2 separate regions of the Homo sapiens genome follow, and region 2 is linked to region 1. The links are chromatin loops, found by intact Hi-C in ENCODE. Cell type or tissue: breast epithelium. All regions are shown on one strand. Links, peaks and the distances in the headings refer to the core of each region. The heading gives the core; the rest is flanking DNA. Region 1 has its middle 31 kb from the start of ERH. Region 2 overlaps GALNT16 (polypeptide N-acetylgalactosaminyltransferase 16).

The links. A loop is a pair of places that touch in the nucleus more often than their neighbours do. Peaks named below come from ENCODE experiments on the same cell type or tissue, not always from the same donor. Only the 100,000 strongest peaks of a DNase experiment are listed, where the experiment ranks them.
Region 2: a loop joins it to region 1, with 8 times the contacts of the local background. A loop is called at or near these places in 2 of 110 quality-filtered maps.

What each region holds. Positions count from the first base shown.
Region 1 is chr14:69,364,298-69,369,675 of GRCh38, forward strand. It overlaps a transcript of GALNT16 not described here. Among named protein-coding and RNA genes, the nearest start is that of ERH, 31 kb to the right of the region's middle. In breast epithelium, for the core only: no CTCF peak of the experiment used is centred there; no DNase peak of the experiment used is centred there.
Region 2 is chr14:69,315,096-69,320,473 of GRCh38, forward strand. All of the region lies in intron 1 of GALNT16 (polypeptide N-acetylgalactosaminyltransferase 16), which reads left to right. Among named protein-coding and RNA genes, the nearest start is that of GALNT16-AS1, 57 kb to the left of the region's middle. In breast epithelium, for the core only: no CTCF peak of the experiment used is centred there; a DNase peak (open chromatin) is centred at 2,176; H3K27ac peaks cover 3,565 bases.

The DNA of each region.
Region 1 (5,378 bases), core at 240-5,239:
TTTTTCATCAGGCATAGGAGACACAGCATTTGCAAGTGGATGCCAAATCAGTGCTTGATTAAACAGACAATGAATGTGAGAACAAAGATTATACAGCAGAGATGATGCGGTACATACAGATGGGGATGCATCTACCTTGTTAGAAAACTGCCTTCCATACTAATGGATTTGTTGAAAGGCTAAGGCAGTGGAAACTGCAGCTTTGAAATTATCTAAGGTTTTCATTTAAACTGGCAGCAAAGAGAAACTGATGCAGGCTTCTCTGTGGTCCAACAGTCGTCTTCTTCAAGCTTTTGCCCAGGGCCATGTCTCAGCTCAGGATATAGGAGTCTGTATTTGCATACAAATTGCAAATATCTACAAATTCTTTGCTCAAGCAATTTTTAAGCAAAATGTTATTGCTTCCCTGAAGGTCATAATTCCTTGCTTTTTCTCTTCAATATTCTTCTTGCTTAGGAGCCACTCACATTGACCCAGATTTCCCACCCCAGGAGTGGGCAGGAGGGTGGAAGGAGCCAAAGGAAGGGGAGCAGGTGGCTGAGTGATGGAACCCGCTTTTCAGGATGCCCAGAACCTGACCTAAGTGTTTTAAGTATTATTTCATTTAATTACCCAGCCAGCTCTTCAGGGTAGACACTATTATGATATCCATTTATAATGAGGAAATCAAGGTTCAGAGATGTTGTGTGAGTCTCTCAAAGTCACACAGCTAGGAATGGCAGAGCCTGGAATCCAACGATGTCTGATTCCCAGAATTGAGTCTTAATCTATGCTGTTTCTGTAAACCACTTACTCTTTATGTCCCCTTAAATATATTAGGCAATTCTATTAAAATTATTAACAATAGTATGCCAAGTCTACTGACTTGTCCCTAAACTGTTTCCAAATGTGAATGTGCTAGGAGCTTTCTGGAGTTAAAGTGGGGGTAGGATCAGCTACATAATTTGGAGGCTTTAGTGAAAAATGAAAATATGGGTCATCTAATTCATAAATAATTAATAATTTCAAACGATGACAGTGGAGTATTGAACCAAGTGTGGGGCCCTTTTAAGCTCAGAGCTCTGGGTGGAATGTATGTCTATTTTGTCTTGGTACCTGGCATTGGGTCTGGCACATGGTAGACAGTAAAAGCTACTGGCTAATTGATACAAAGGAACGAGATCATGTCCTTTGCAGGGACATGGATCGAGCTGGAGGTCATTATTCTCAGCAAACTAATGCAGGAACAGAAAACCAAATACCACAAGTTCTCACTTACAAGTGGAACTGAATGATGAGAACACATGGACACATTGGTGGGGAACAACACACTCTGCAGCCTGTTGGAGGGCTCAGGGACAGGAGGGAGAGCATCAGGAAGAATAGTCAATGGATGCTGGGCTTAATACCTAGGTGATGGGATGATCTGTGCAGCAAACCAGCATGGCACACGTTCACCTATGTAACAACCCTGCACATCCTGCACATGTACCCCTGAGCTTAAAAGAAAAAAAAGAAAACACTGCTGGCTATTTGAATGAAATAATGCAATAAATACTTATCATTACTACATACCAAGCAGGGTTTAGGCACAGGCGACACAGCAGTAGACAACATACGTAAGGTCCCTGACCCCATAGCACATATAGTCTAGAGGGACAGAGAAACAAGTAAACCAAAAAATGCACAAGTTTATTCCAAGATAGTAATAGGTGTTATGTACAAATAAAACGGGACAACGGAAAGTCACTAGGAAGATGGTGTGGAGGGGTAAGGGCTAACTTCAGATGGGGCATCAGTTGGCATTTGATGCAAGACTTGGGTGATAGGAGTCAGAAAGATTGGGGAAGAGCTTTCTGGGCAGAGAAAGTAGTGATGTAAGATTTCACAGAGGAATGAATGAATGACATGAATGAATGAGCAGCATGGGTAGAGTGGATGCATGCCCATGGGGGTTTCCCATGTAGTAAGCTCCAGTCCCTTGGCTATCCCCCACCTCAATCCATGATGGCCCCCTCCCTACCTATCCAGTTGCCCTCTCATTCACTGTGCCAGTCTTCTCTGAATCCTTCGAAGGCACCAAGTTATTCTCTGCTTAGCACCTTCCCACAGCAGATCCTCTGCGTGCTTCCCCGACTCTGCCTGAGGGGCTCCTTCTCATCTTTCAGGTCTCAGCTTAAATGTCAGCCCTTACAGGGCCCTCTGCTCATCCATGTTCAAGCAGCTCAAAATATTATTCTCTCTCATAAAACCCTGATGATTTCCTTCATAACTACAACTAAATTAGCTTCTAGTTTTTGCTGTAAAACTCTCTGAGGGTATCATGGATCAAGGGTCATGTGTACTTAATTTGTTTATGAACCTTAGTTAATAAAAATGAAAGCTGACCTCCCTCCCTGCCTCATACTCCTTTATAATGGAACCAGTATGAATAGGCATACACAAGTGAGAGTAATTCCCTGATACCAAAAATCAACTAACTAGCTAATTGATTAATGAATCACAAACATATGTTGAGAACCTATGATTTAGAAGGCACTGGGGATTCCAATGTGAAATATGTAGTTCACTCTTCAAAGAGCAGAGATGATTGAGGGAAGTAGACAATCACACCAACAGTCCCACACAGTGCAATATAAGCCATGTCAGAACATGCTGGGGTGGAGGGATTAGGTTATCATGGAAGGCTTCCTGGAGGTGGTGACGCCTGAATGGAGCCTTAACCTATGATTAAGGGTTAAAGTGTATGAGCCTTGAGGAATGAGATGTACCCCTAAAAGGAAGAAGGTATAAGAGGCATGGAGAGATTGTGGGGTGTACTTGTGGAATCGCAAGAAGTGTGGTCCGTACAGGGAACAGGGAGGCGGATTTTTGGGGGCTGAGTTTTGACAGGTAGGCAGGTGCTGATCATGAAGGGCCTTGGGCGGTAAGCTAAGAAATTTGGATTTTATTTTAAGAATGTGCAATGGACTGAATGTTTGTGCTCCACCCCCGCAAACTCATATGTTGAAACCTAACCCCCAAAGTGATGGTATTAGAAAGTGGGGGCTCTTGGGAGGTGATTAAGTCGTGAGGGTGGCAGCCCTCATGAATGGGATTAATACCCTTATAAAAGACACCCTAGAGAACTCTCCTCCATGTGAGGGTACAACAAGAAGGTGGCCATCTGCAACCTGCAACCTGGAAGACTCCCCTCACCAGCACCTAACCATCCTGGCACCTGATCTTGGACTTACAGCCTGCGGATCTGGAGCAATACATTTCTGTTGTTTATAAGCCACCCAGTCTATGGTACTTCGTTGTAACAGCATGAACAAACTAAGAGTGATAGAGAGCTTCAAGAATTCCAAGCAGGGGCTGTGCAAGGCAAAAAAAAAAAAAAAGAAAAAGAAAAAAGAAAAAGAATTCCATACAGGAAGGCCAGGCATGGCAGCTCACACTTATAATCCTAGCGCTTTGGGAAGTGGAGATGGGGCAGGGTGGGGGGGAACTGCTTGAGGCCAGGAGCTTCAGACCAATTTGGGCAACATAGGGAGACCCTGTTTCTACCAAATAAAAAATTAAATATTAGCCAGGCATGGTGCTGCACAGCTTTAGTCCTAGCTACTTGGGAGGCTGAGGTGCGAGGATCGCTTGAGCCCAGGAGTTCAAGGCTACAGTGACATGATTGTGCCACTGCACTCCATCCTGGGCAACAGAACGGGATCCAATCTCTAAATAAAGAAAAAAAGAAGAAAAAGAAAAGAGAAAGAATGGCAAGAAAGTGATATAATCAGATTTTCATTATGAAAAACGTCCTCTTCCATAGCACAGAAGAGGACAGACTATTAGAGGGTAGTGATGGATGTCTATTCTTTATCAGCCAAAACCTCCTGCCTCCTTTTTCTGGGAAAAGCTCTTTCCCTTGTGGGTTGAATAGAAACTTCCATTTTATTATAGACTCTATTAGCTACCTATTGCCGTGTAAAAAATTACCCCACAATTTAGTGGCTGGAAACAATTAACATTTATTATCTCACAGTTTCCATGGGTCAGGAATCCAGGAGTGGCTTAGCTGAGGGTTCTGGCTCAGAGACTCTCATGAGGTTGCAATCAGTGTGTCAAGCCAGGGCTGCAGTCATCTCAAGGCTCAAGCAGGGCTAGAGAATCTGCTTCCAAGCTCACTTCCATGGGCTGTCTCCATAGGGCTGTCTCACAACATGGCAGCTGGCTACCCTTGGAACCAACAGTCTCAGAGAGACTGAGAGAGCACACCTAAGATGGAAGCCACAGTCCTTCTGTAACTTCATACTGGTAGTGAGATCTCATTACTTCTGCTGTATGCTATTTTAGGAGAGTCATTCATAAGTTCAGCCTTCCCCTAAGAGGAGGGTTTACACGAGGGCTTGACTACCAGGAGGCAGGAATCACTGGGGGCCACCTCAGAGGCTGCCCACCACACAGATCCCACCATGTCCTCAGGGCAGGTAACCCAAGCTGGGCCAGTCCAGTCAGAACATTTCTTGGGATCTTTTAACTCGACTAGAAAGAAGGAATCTTTCTAAAGTGGTAAAACTCGAAGACAATGGGCATCCCTGTGGGAAAGAGCTGGCCTGTGATGGGAATGACACTAACACTTCAAGGGAAGCAGGGACCAGAAATAGCAGGCATTCCTGTTGCCCATCAGCTTCTGGTTCCACTTGATCCTAAGACTCACCTGTGCTCTGGCCATTCCTGTAATTTGTTTACACAACTCAATAAACTATACCCCTCACTCTTGTTGCCTGAGCTAAGTCAGGATGGGTTTCTGTCATTTGTAACGAGAGAATGATGACTGACTAACTGATCGAGAGTCACCCTGAGGTAGGAAGATCAATTAGGAAACTATTGCAGATGATAACTGATGAGGGCCTGATGAAGGCACTGGGGTTCTGATTAGGGCCCAAACAGGAGGACACATAGGAATGGAAGGAGGGATCATGGCAGACGGTCTTATTCCATTATATCCCCAGATGTTAACATTGTGTCTGGCACATAGTAAGTGCTAAGTAAATATTTGTGGAAATGAATAATTAAATAAATGAATAGAGGCAGAGAGACAAAGATAAAAGCAAGACTTGCTGACCAACTGGATGTGGAAAGTGAGGAAGAAAGAAATGAAAGCTTGTACCCAGACCTCAGCCGTGAAAGGTTGGCTGGCTAGCAACACCATTCAAGACAGAGCTGCTTTGGATGGGGTCCATGAGGAGGGGTGGTGAGCTCCACTGTGAACCACTGGCATGTGTCTTCAAGGCAAGCGGCTGATCTTAGGGAACGGAGTGGTTAACTTTTCTTCAATAGGAACATCCATGTTGTTGGCCTCCCCAGCTCTGTCCACGTTACCTACAGAGTGACGCAACCACGTGCACTCAAAACTAGAG
Region 2 (5,378 bases), core at 189-5,188, 49 kb before region 1:
TTTTAAACCTTCTTCTTTGCTGTTTGTTTCCTAAATTTAGCAGGAAGCAATAAGCAAATCTAGCTGGAAAAAAAAACTGAAGCAAGTTAGGGAAGTTTCAAGGTCTAATCGAAATGATAGACTGAAAATAAAGCTGTCCAAGGTGAGACAGTAATTCTTCCCATTTTATAGAAAAAAGTCATTATTTCAACTTAAACCATTTCAGATGTGATTGACCTATTGGACACGGAAGTGCTGGATTTGGCACTCCCTAAAAGTACAAAGACTGGGGAGGGAGGCAACTGTCTAAACATCAGCCAAGAACTCTCAGCAGGAGGCTGGAAGGATGTGGGAGGCTCGTCAGCCTGTCACTCACCATCTCCCCAACCTTCCTTCCTCACCATGGCAACACCAGGGCTTCTGGAGCCATGGTCCAGATGGAACCCCCAGTCTCAAAGCCTGAACACCGCCCTGCCTGCTGGGGAAGGCTGGGAATGCCCCACCCAACTCTAGACTTAAGCCACTGGCCAAATGCCAAAGACGGGCCTGATATTTTGGAATGGAGTGTTGACACCAGTGACTGTCATTGTTGTCAGTGACTCACTTGTTGGGTTTTGGGTTTGACTTTGTTTTTTACTTGTGGAGAATGATTTTCTATTTATTGGAAGAACTGCAGGACTGATATCTCTGAACTTTTGGTCACTAGAGAAGAACACCCAACTCAAATCAGTTTTTAAAAAAAAAAATATGTAGGTAGGTAGGTAGATAGATACTTTACATCTCTTGGTTCTGATTGTTTCTTCTTGGTTCATTTTTCAGACAAGGTTTCTCCATGTGATGGACAAGAAGATTCTCATTTTGCACGCTTGGCAGTGCTGGCAAAAAAAAAAGTTCATTGTATAGAAAAGTCTCAGGGAAGATTCTGATTGGCCCAGATCAAATCAAATGACCATTCCTGAACCAATCACTGTGTCTAGAGGTGCAGTAATGAGATTGGCCTAGCCAGGGTCTTGTGCTCACCCTTGTGGTGGTGCTTGGGGTGTTGGTGGGACAGGGGACAGTGAATGACAGTCCTGCCAGAAGCCTATGAGTGGGGAAGAAGATCTCCAAGACAGGCAAACTACCATACGCCGGCTTGGTCCACCTCAGTCTCAAGTATTGTATTTGGCCAAGGGTGCAGGGATGGTGGGGAAAGGAGGAAGGAGAGGCTTGAGATTACACATGTATTCAGTAGCTATTGTTTTTGAGTGCCTACAATCACCAAGGTTTTTCTCTGGGCTTTGGGATTCAGCATGAGACAAAACAGAAAACCCCTGCCCTAGTGAAGCTTATAATCTTGTGGGGAGAGGTAGCCAAAACCCTAAAATAAATAAGTAAAGCACATATAGACTGTGAGATTGCAATGAGTGCCTTAGGAGAAGCAAAACACTGCAGGAGGGCAGGGAATGAGAGGGTCGGGTTGGGGTCACAGAGTTACATGTGGTGGTTGGGGAAGGCTCACAGAGGAGGTGAGGTTTGAGCAGCGTCCTGCAGGAGGTTTGAGCAGGGCCCTGCAGGCCCTACACAGAGGAGCCTTCCACAGAAAGAGAGTGTGGCTGGAGCAGAGCAAGTAAGGGGCAGCAGTGGAAGCAAGTTCAGCAAGGTGACACCTGCCCAGAGAGCGCCTCAGGCCATTGTGAGCTTGGGGGCTTGTAGTCTGTGAGGGGGGGGGGCACTGAAGGTCACGTGATGTATCACAGGGTCCCATTTGTTTGCTGTTTTCTCTCCATTTGATTATAGGTCCTTTGAGAGCAGGGACAATATTTAGGTATTCATTCATTTACTTATCTATTCCTTGATTCAGCAACCACCTGTTGAGTACCTACTGTGTGCCAGGTGCAGGGAGCCCCATGAGGAAGAGCTCACCATCTAGTGGAAAAGAAAGAGAAGTAAAGCACAAATGTCAGTGTCATGTGACATGTGCCCCTGCTTGACATAAGAATTCCACCAACAACCCAAAATACTTTCACTACCCCCTCCAGAGAGGGCAGCCAAGCTAGTCCCATCTAGTGGCTCCAAGCCCAGGATCTCCAGTCTCTTGAGCTGGTCCAGATATAGCTCCTCATGGTCCTGCAGCCAAGTGCCAAATGATGCATTTACTCCCTCGCCAATACACTTAGTGAGCAACATGGATGGAATGCAGGCTAGCAGCAGCACAGTTCCCCTTTAGAAGAGGGGAGGAGGGAAACAGCATCCACTGGTCACACGACATCTGCAGACTCCTGCTCCAGTGGGAGTCAGGGTGGGGTGAGGTTCTGTGGTCAGTTCTCCAGCTCCGCTCTGAGCTTGGGGTTGGCGGTTTCTTCTTTCTGATCCTCCATGGCCAAGCCTGGCATGGGATGGGGCATGAAAGGGACCAGATGCTTGGATTCCTGTTCTAGGGGTTATGTTGCCTTTTGTTTATTTCCACATTCCCAGCCTCTTACCCAGTGTATGTACATAGTAGGTTTTCACTCAGTATTTGCTGAGTTAATACCAGTGTTGTTAAGTACACTGCCTATGAATACACAGGGCAGACATTGAATCAGGCTATGGAGCATGGGAGGGCATCAAAGACGATTTTGTGAATTCATGACTTGGGTGGAACTGCTCATCTCGGCAACAGGGAATGCAGGAGAAGCAGCAGCTTTGGGATAAGTGGGGAATTTGTTTTGAGATGCCAAGTTAGGGGCACCCGTGGGACATTCAAAGACCTGAAGTCTCAAGATCAAAGAATGGGGCTAAAGGCAAAAGGAGGAGTTCAAGAGCTGGAAGGAAATGATTATGATCTGGGCATGGGAACTGGGGTTACATATCGGAAGTAGAACGGCTCTGGGTGGTGACCGGGGCGAGGCCAGAGAGAGCTGAGGAGAGAGGAAGTGAAAGCCCTTCAGAGGTCATGGAATTGTGGCCAGGAGCCACAACCTACCCTTCCTCAGGATCCCCTTCACTTCACTGGCTCAGGGCCAACTGACATTTCAGCTCCAACCCCAAGGAACAGCAGGGTCATCCTGAAAGGAGAGCTAAGGCCTCTGGGCCTGTTGTTTCCATGACACCTGTCTCACAGGTGAAGAGTCAAACCCCAAACCCTGATACCACCTGGAGCGGGGTTGGACCACCCAGAGAGTATGGCTTGTGGAAGGGAACAGCAGACTTTACTTTTCCCAATAGCATCTTTGAGGATGTGTAACTCAATTTCGAGGCCTTGGGAGGAACCTCTCTAGAGAGCCTGGGCCTGAGCAGACATTCTTCCCCAACAGTCTCCATGGCCCTGAGGAAGCCTTGAATGAAGTGGGGAAGGCAGCAGGCTGGGGCAGGGGGAACTATCTCAGAAACCTTACTTCTGCTTCCTGGCACATAGGAGGCGCTTGGTGGAGCTTTGTTGAATGAATGCATGCATGAATGGATGAGTGAATGCAAGCATTCATAAACAAATGAATGCATGTTTAGGTGATTCAGAAGGGTGCCCCAGTGCCTGGTAGATGGGTGACTGTCAGTCAATGTTCACTGGGCAATGAATGAGTGTGGGATGAGGACTCAGAGGTTTCCTGAGCCCACAGAGTGGCCGTAAGTCCTAAATAAACAAACATGGCTATTTCCCACAGCTGACCTGGAGGATAACGAAGTGCATACTCTCCCTTTGGGAGCTTCAGCAAATCATCCCTCTGCAGTTTTTCTTTAATTTTAGCTCCTTTGCCATCAACTGGAGGCTCCGTTCCATTTCCCTGACCTAGAGCTAAGAGGGCATCCATCGCTCTCCCAGGTGGGAAGGACAAAAAGAATCACTCTCCCTTTCAGAGTTGGATGGCTTGGATCCTTCTGGCGATCCAGGGCCCAAGCCAGAACATTCCTTTTGTCCCTCTCTCCCTCCTTCCTTCCTTCCATCTTCCGTCTTTCCTGAAATGGATTTTGAGTTCACTGGGGGCTCCGCCACATCTGTTCAGTCTCTGGCATGGCACCACCTCAGTGTTCCACACAGCAGCCACAGCAGTGTTACCATCATGAGCATCTGTGTCTAGCATGGGGTGGGCCCAGTGGACACGAGGACATCTCCCTCACTGTTCTGCCCTCAGGGAACCTCCAACTGGCTCCTAGGACAGGAGGCAACCCTAGAAGGTAGTATCGCTACAGAGTGGCAGCAGTTCAGGAGATCAGAGCTCCCCGGACCCTGGGCATGCCTGTCCAGTGAGGTCGGGGGCTAGGCTCTCAGGGGAACATAGAGGCCCTGAGCTGCTGGTGACAGTCCCAGTGTCATTCCACACAGCGATCCACTCCCCACAGGTCTAGCTGCCTTGCTGGGACCATCCCTCTAGGACTAGGCCTGTGATAGCATCCTCATGCAAGAGTTTTGTGAGTGGGCAATTCTCACCCTCCTTTCTGCTTCCTCTGGGGCCCCAGCTTCAGCCCAGGGCTGATGGTTGGGCGGAAAGTTGGAGTTGGGATGTACCCACAGTTGATGATATTTCATGGCACTCTGGAGAACATCCAGCCAGCAGTTTGGTTCAAGTAATGAGATGTCAGGGTGCTTGCATCCATCTGTTAATTTCAGATGTGTCCTTCCCCAGTGTCTGTTGCTGGAGACTCTGGGAGCACAGGGTAGGGTGTGGCCATGAAGGAACGGGATGGGCAATGGCATCTGCCATCCATCACTGCCCAGCACTTAGTGCCTGGGGACCAGTGGATCTTACAGGGGCCATTTCAGGAGCAAGCAAAAGTCCCAGAGAAGATGCATCACTGTCTGAGCACTTGAGTTCTGGTAGCTCTGGCATCAGCCTGCAGGGGTTTGCTGTCCTTACAGGTAGTTCTTTATGCAGCAGATTGTCCAAGCCCTGGTGTTTTACTGATCGGGTGCCTCATATAATGCCTAGGCCAGGGCTAGGCCCAAGTTTCTGCCTAGGAGACTGTCAATCTGCAGGCGCTTGGCAGCATCCATTCTGGTTTGTAGTCCCCTCAGGACACCTTGCCTTAGAGGTCTGGTGCACTCCAGGACTCACCCCCCCAATATCCCGCAAAGAACATTGGTTAAGAGCATGGGCTTTGGAGTCGGAATGACCAGTTTAAATCCAGACCTTGTGACTTAATAGCTCTGACCCTGGATGCTTTTTAAAAAGCCTCTTGATGGCCGGGCGCGGTGGCGCATGCCTGTAATCCCAGCACTTTGGGAGGCTGAGGTGGGTGGATCACTTGAGGTCAGGAGTTCAAGGCCAGCCTAGCCAACACCACGAAACTCCACCTCTACCAAAACTATGAAAATTAGCTAGGCGTGGTGGTGCGCACCTGTAATCTCAGCTACTTGGGAGGCTGAGACAGGAGAATCGCTTCAACCTGGGAGGCAGAGGTTGCAGTGAGCCAAGATCTGCACTCCAGCCTGGGTGACAGAA